Regions from separate parts of the Homo sapiens genome. Here region 2 is linked to region 1. The links are chromatin contacts, found by Hi-C in ENCODE. All regions are on one chromosome and are shown on one strand. The core of a region is the stretch at or near the end of the contact, and the rest is flanking DNA. Distances in the headings are between cores, read along the strand shown.

Evidence for each region. Hi-C counts contacts between places; a loop is a spot of excess contacts on that map. Pooled maps may share reads with other maps.
Region 2: a loop to region 1 is called in a pooled map, with 2.7 times the contacts of the local background. The contact joins the promoter of HOXD10 here to the promoter of GAD1 in region 1. A Hi-C loop is called at or near these places in 4 of 50 pooled maps.

The regions. Positions count from the first base shown.
Region 1 is chr2:170,815,423-170,818,705 of GRCh38, forward strand. It overlaps GAD1 (glutamate decarboxylase 1), which reads left to right and starts at 1,465. Exons shown (of 17, transcript NM_000817.3): 1 at 1,465-1,626; 2 at 3,107-3,251. The coding sequence starts at 3,170. It overlaps GAD1-AS1 (GAD1 antisense RNA 1), which reads right to left and starts at 3,229. Exons shown (of 4, transcript NR_197761.1): 1 at 2,964-3,229; 2 at 2,296-2,493; 3 at 1,432-1,610; 4 at 1-1,063. RefSeq lists a silencer at 1,280-1,359 and enhancers at 1,447-1,616, 2,856-3,283.
Region 2 is chr2:176,114,967-176,118,249 of GRCh38, forward strand. HOXD10 (homeobox D10) reads left to right here and starts at 1,812. Exons shown (of 2, transcript NM_002148.4): 1 at 1,812-2,612. The coding sequence starts at 1,868. It also overlaps a transcript of HOXD11 not described here. RefSeq lists an enhancer at 706-1,378.

The sequences.
Region 1 (3,283 bases), core at 215-2,714:
CTCTTGCTGATCAGGCCATGTCTGCCCAGGGCGGACCCTTCGATCTCCCTTATGGAACTCTCGGTAATTTATAATATTTTTGTGTGTGTTTCCATTGTGTTGTGGTGAAAGGCGATAAGGCATTCAAAGAAAACGGACGGGCCTCCGCTGAACCAGTGAGGCCCCAGACGTGCGCATAAATAACCCCTGCGTGCTGCACCACCTGGGGAGAGGGGGAGGACCACGGTAAATACCAGTAAAGGAATCACTGCCTACACGGTGTCACCCAGACACGCACAGACATCAACATTTTTGCCCTAAAGAAAAAAACTGGGGGAGAAGAAAGGGGAGAACTTAAACTAGTGACAGGGCGGTGAGGGAAGGCATGAAGAGGCAAGCCGGCGCGTAACCGTCTGGCCAGCAGCTCCAGGTGTGGGCTCCGCTCGGGCGCTGGCGGAGAGACCCGGGAGCGCAGGGCCTCTCCGTCTCTGGGCTCTTGGCGCCCTCTGGTGGGAATTTCTCTTTCAACGCATTTTTACGGCGAGGGGCTTCTCCCAACGCAGCGGTTCTTTTAACTACGCCTAAATATTGCAAAGGGAGAATCCTTAAAGCGCGTGAAATCGAAGGGGGAGCGGGCCAGGGCAAGGGGGGCTGGTCCGCCCCTTCCGGGCACCTCTGTGCTCGGGTGCCCCATGCGCGTGCAGCGGCGCTCGTGCGTGTCATCAACCTTCAAACGTGATTAATCAGGAGGCCTTCTTTTCCCATCACCAAGGGGGCCAAAGCGAGGAGCGAGCGCATAGCAAAAGGGACGCGGGGTCCTTTTCTCTGCCGGTGGCACTGGGTAGCTGTGGCCAGGTGTGGTACTTTGATGGGGCCCAGGGCTGGATGAGGAAACTGTAATTCCTCCATGGTCTAAGAGGTCTCCCCTCATTTCTGCCTCCTTTGCGGTTACAACAATCCCAGCTCCGTAGAGAGCCAACGAGGACACGACCCAAAGCGCGCTTTCGCTCAAGGAAGCGTCGCAGGGTCACAGATCTGGGGGAACCCCGGGGAAAAGCACTGAGGCAAAACCGCCGCTCGTCTCCTACAATATATGGGAGGGGGAGGGGAAATGGGAGAGGGGAAAGGAGGGGAGGGAAGAAGAAACGCTCAGAAAGGCAGAATTCTTCGTAGGAATTATCTTTTCCCTCCTCTCACCCGACAGCCTGCCTATTTCCAAAGGAAAAAAAAAAAGCGTGTTGAGTACGTTCTGGATTACTCATAAGACCTTTTTTTTTTCCTTCCGGGCGCAAAACCGTGAGCTGGATTTATAATCGCCCTATAAAGCTCCAGAGGCGGTCAGGCACCTGCAGAGGAGCCCCGCCGCTCCGCCGACTAGCTGCCCCCGCGAGCAACGGCCTCGTGATTTCCCCGCCGATCCGGTCCCCGCCTCCCCACTCTGCCCCCGCCTACCCCGGAGCCGTGCAGCCGCCTCTCCGAATCTCTCTCTTCTCCTGGCGCTCGCGTGCGAGAGGGAACTAGCGAGAACGAGGAAGCAGCTGGAGGTGACGCCGGGCAGATTACGCCTGTCAGGGCCGAGCCGAGCGGATCGCTGGGCGCTGTGCAGAGGAAAGGCGGGAGTGCCCGGCTCGCTGTCGCAGAGCCGAGGTGGGTAAGCTAGCGACCACCTGGACTTCCCAGCGCCCAACCGTGGCTTTTCAGCCAGGTCCTCTCCTCCCGCGGCTTCTCAACCAACCCCATCCCAGCGCCGGCCACCCAACCTCCCGAAATGAGTGCTTCCTGCCCGCCCTAGTCCCTGCTCTCCACGGGTGCGCTGCGCAGGGACCCCCCCCCCCCCGCCTCCCTCGTCACTCTTCTTATCCCTGCCCTCCGGATTCACGCCCCGGGGAAGCACGGAGGCTGAGGCTCTAGTTGAAGTGGGGCAAGAGCGATTTTCCCTTGAGCTTCCATGCTGCGAGCGCCTGTCCCTCCAAAGGGCGCCTGGGCAGCAGCAGCCGAAGGCGCTACTAGGAACGGTAACCTGTTACTTTTCCAGGGGCCGTAGTCGACCCGCTGCCCGAGTTGCTGTGCGACTGCGCGCGCGGGGCTAGGAGTGAGGTCGGAGGGAGGGTGTGGAGGCGATGGCCGGTGGGCCCTTCTCTGTGGGGTCCTCGATCTACCCAGATTAGCCCGCAATCTCTCTGTCCCGGGGCCTTCGGGCGCCATCGCGCCAGCGCCGAGAGTCGAGCAGGGGCGCCGCGCAAGATCTTTGTCCGCCGCCTCCTGCGCGCTGCGCGCAAGTTCGTTTCCCCGGTGACGTTCCCCATGCTTACTTACCCCACCCTCTCTGGATCTGTACCGCGAGAAATCTGGGGTCCTCAGGGGGCTAGGTAGAGGAGAAACGCTGAAACCGGACCGAAACCTCGCCCTAGGCTTAGCGATGGCTAAAAACCGGCTGGGATAAGAGGGAGGCAAGCAACATTCCGACTCGCTGCTTTCTGGCTGTCTGGAGTGCAAGGTGACTGTGGTTCTTCTCTGGCCAAGTCCGAGGGAGAACGTAAAGATATGGGCCTTTTTCCCCCTCTCACCTTGTCTCACCAAAGTCCCTAGTCCCCGGAGCAGTTAGCCTCTTTCTTTCCAGGGAATTAGCCAGACACAACAACGGGAACCAGACACCGAACCAGACATGCCCGCCCCGTGCGCCCTCCCCCCGCTGGCCCACACGCCGGCTGCTGAGTGCCCAATGGGGCTTGTAGCGGCTCGGCTGGAAAATCGCTCACTGAGCGCTCCCCTGTGCTCCTAGCCTAGTCCCCCACACCCTTGCGTCTTGTACTGGCCTTGGACCCCCACCCCGACCCCGACCCCGCCTCGTCTCGGCGCTTCACTCCAGGTCGCGCCGATGCACCGCCAGACTCGAGAGCGGCCCAGGGCTACGCTCCCTGCGCCCCAGTACCGGAGCTAGCGCGCACGTCTCCTCCGCTGCCCCCACCCCTGCGCACCCCTACCAGGCAGGCTCGCTGCCTTTCCTCCCTCTTGTCTCTCCAGAGCCGGATCTTCAAGGGGAGCCTCCGTGCCCCCGGCTGCTCAGTCCCTCCGGTGTGCAGGACCCCGGAAGTCCTCCCCGCACAGCTCTCGCTTCTCTTTGCAGCCTGTTTCTGCGCCGGACCAGTCGAGGACTCTGGACAGTAGAGGCCCCGGGACGACCGAGCTGATGGCGTCTTCGACCCCATCTTCGTCCGCAACCTCCTCGAACGCGGGAGCGGACCCCAATACCACTAACCTGCGCCCCACAAGTAGGTCCCGCCCCAATTTTCTATCAAATGAA
Region 2 (3,283 bases), core at 562-3,061, 5.3 Mb after region 1:
CCAAGCCCTGGCCGGCCCCTCACTCAGGGCAAGTCTTTGGAAATCAAGGTTAAAGCTCCCCGCTGCTGCCCCGAGGCCCGGGCTTCCGCAGGGCGGCTCACCCGCCTGCAGCAAGAGAGGGAGGGAGGAAGTTGTTGAAGTTTCTCATAAAACTCTGAGTTTCCATGGTGGTAGTGGTGGTAGTGGTGGTAGTGGTGGTAGTGGTGGTTCTTTAATGAGCCGGACCACAACCCCAGACCATATCCTCTTCATAGAAGTTTCCCTCACCAAAGGAAACAGAGAACTAAGATTCCCACCTCCTTCCCCTCCCTTACCCAAGCAAAGCCTTGTCAAATAATTTCAGAAATTGTCCAAAACTGTAAAACTCAACTTCTGACAAAAGTATAGCTTTTAATATTTGACAATTTGTATTAAAACAAAAATGACCTTCTTGGTTAGCAGCGAAGGGAAAAAAATCAATAGTATAATTTTCAATAATTCATAAAGCGAACGCCATTATGGTAAATTTAACTATTAATCTTATCCTTTACAAAGTCTCGATTGATTTGTTAATAAAGTATCTTCCCGTGTGTGGCAACAGCGGGCATAACTCTTTAAAAACCTTCAGAAGCAAGAAAATTACCAAGTAGCCCAAGAATGTAGATGAGAATTTTATTGATCGCCCTGATTCTTCTTAATATGTATTAATAAATTCCACAACCTTTTGTACCTTGCACTTGTCAGAAACCAGTGCTTTTACAAAATCCATAAAAGGAAAACATTTTTCTTTGCAGAAGAACCAAAATGACACCTTTGCATTTCTCTCTGTCCTTCTTGGCCCAGTCAGTTTTCTAAAACTTCTGGATTCTGAGGGTCAGAGTTTCCCCTTTTCTTAAATTATTTTTTCCTTTCTTCCTTCCTGTTTGCCCTCCATTATCAGGGTGTGGGGAGAGAAACCTCTGTTTAGTTCTCCTACAGGGAGCCCGAGGGACGCTTTCGCGGATAGTGAACTGCTGGCAAAGAATTGTCTCTGGGCTGAAAGCTCCCAGAGGTCCGGCCCCGCAGAGGTCAGGGTGTGGTTCCTCTGAGAGCCGAAGCCTCGTGTAGCCCTCCGGGGCGCATAGGAACCCGGAGCCAGGCAGGAGGACCGAGCGGGAGGACAACGCAGGGACCAACCCATCCATGGGGATCCGGGCCCGGCCAGCTGCTTGGCCTCCCGGCCCTCGCGGCCCTTTTTGCCTCCGCCCTCCTAGAGACACCTTGGCCGCTTCTTAGCCCCAAGGGATCTTTCCTTTGGACCCCTGGGGTGGGATGTCTCAGGGCCCGCGGAATCCGACTCACCTTCCCGCTGGGCTGCCCGGGACTAAATTAACCAGCCTGCGCCCCCACCCGCTTGTCCTGGACCCGGCCCTCTTAAGCGCGTTCTGCCTGGTTGTGTGTGGGGGGAATGCTTCTGTGCGCTGGCGCCAGGGCACTCTGGCTTCCCTCCCCGTCCGTGCGTGTCCACTTGGAGGCCCCTAGAGCTGAGACTTTCCTTCCGCCGGTTGGGCCCAGGGGCCGAAGCGGGGGACGCGAGTGGGGCGGGCTGGCCGAGCGAGCCCTGGAGAGGCGGACAGGAGGGCGGCGGAGAGCGCTGGGCCGGTTGTCTCCAGCGCGCACTATCGCGGGCGCGTAGTAGATGTCGCTGTTGTCCGTGCTTACCCGGCCGGCCGGCCAGGCTCTGGAGCACGTGACCCGAGAGGAGGCTGCGGCTCAAGGCCATTTTCAAATCTCATTGGCTTGGTTGTCATGTGGTCGGCAGAGGCATCCACAATTACACGGGGAATGTTTTCCTAGAGATGTCAGCCTACAAAGGACACAATCTCTCTTCTTCAAATTCTTCCCCAAAATGTCCTTTCCCAACAGCTCTCCTGCTGCTAATACTTTTTTAGTAGATTCCTTGATCAGTGCCTGCAGGAGTGACAGTTTTTATTCCAGCAGCGCCAGCATGTACATGCCACCACCTAGCGCAGACATGGGGACCTATGGAATGCAAACCTGTGGACTGCTCCCGTCTCTGGCCAAAAGAGAAGTGAACCACCAAAATATGGGTATGAATGTGCATCCTTATATACCTCAAGTAGACAGTTGGACAGATCCGAACAGATCTTGTCGAATAGAGCAACCTGTTACACAGCAAGTCCCCACTTGCTCCTTCACCACCAACATTAAGGAAGAATCCAATTGCTGCATGTATTCTGATAAGCGCAACAAACTCATTTCGGCCGAGGTCCCTTCGTACCAGAGGCTGGTCCCTGAGTCTTGTCCCGTTGAGAACCCTGAGGTTCCCGTCCCTGGATATTTTAGACTGAGTCAGACCTACGCCACCGGGAAAACCCAAGAGTACAATAATAGCCCCGAAGGCAGCTCCACTGTCATGCTCCAGCTCAACCCTCGTGGCGCGGCCAAGCCGCAGCTCTCCGCTGCCCAGCTGCAGATGGAAAAGAAGATGAACGAGCCCGTGAGCGGCCAGGAGCCCACCAAAGTCTCCCAGGTGGAGAGCCCCGAGGCCAAAGGCGGCCTTCCCGAAGAGAGGAGCTGCCTGGCTGAGGTCTCCGTGTCCAGTCCCGAAGTGCAGGAGAAGGAAAGCAAAGGTCGGTATGAGCAGAGTTGCCACCCCAGCGGGGCGCGCAGCCCGGGAACCCGGCAGAGAGGGAGTGCCGGGGTGCCCAGCGCCGAGCCGGAGCCCGACTTGGCAGGTGCTGCTCCGCCTGGTTTTAGAGGGGTGATCTCAGCCCTGAGATAGTCCCCGCTTCTCCCCTGCTGCCCTGGCCCTCTCCGCCAGTCCTGGCCCCACGCTGATGGCGCCCGGGCAGAGGAAAAGCTTGCCGGTTTTATTTTTCCTGAGCTAGACCTGAACACAACAAAAGAGCGCAAAGGAGACCTGCGGCTCATAAACACGACCACAGAGCCTCTTTTCTCCTGCTCAGATTTGCAGTTCCAGTTTTGCCTTGAGCCCAATGATCATGTTAAGGTGATCCAGGGCACCGTGTTCGTGTTCAAGTGTATGCACCCCGCATCCTGCGAGCTTGGGGGTGGTGAGGGGAAAGAGATGGCTGGGCTGGTTGGTGCTTGAGTTGGGAAACAGGGCTTACTGCCTTTGCTGGGCTAGGTAACCTTGGCTTTGTTTAGGAAAAGTGCTGCAGTCTTTGCAATCCGTCGGCAAAGAGGGCAAAGGCGGAGGGGGAGAGTGGAACCCGCATTGCCCTCCCTGCAAGGCCAGCCTTAGGGCTGGGCTAAGGCAAAGAGCCAGGGATCTGGCTTT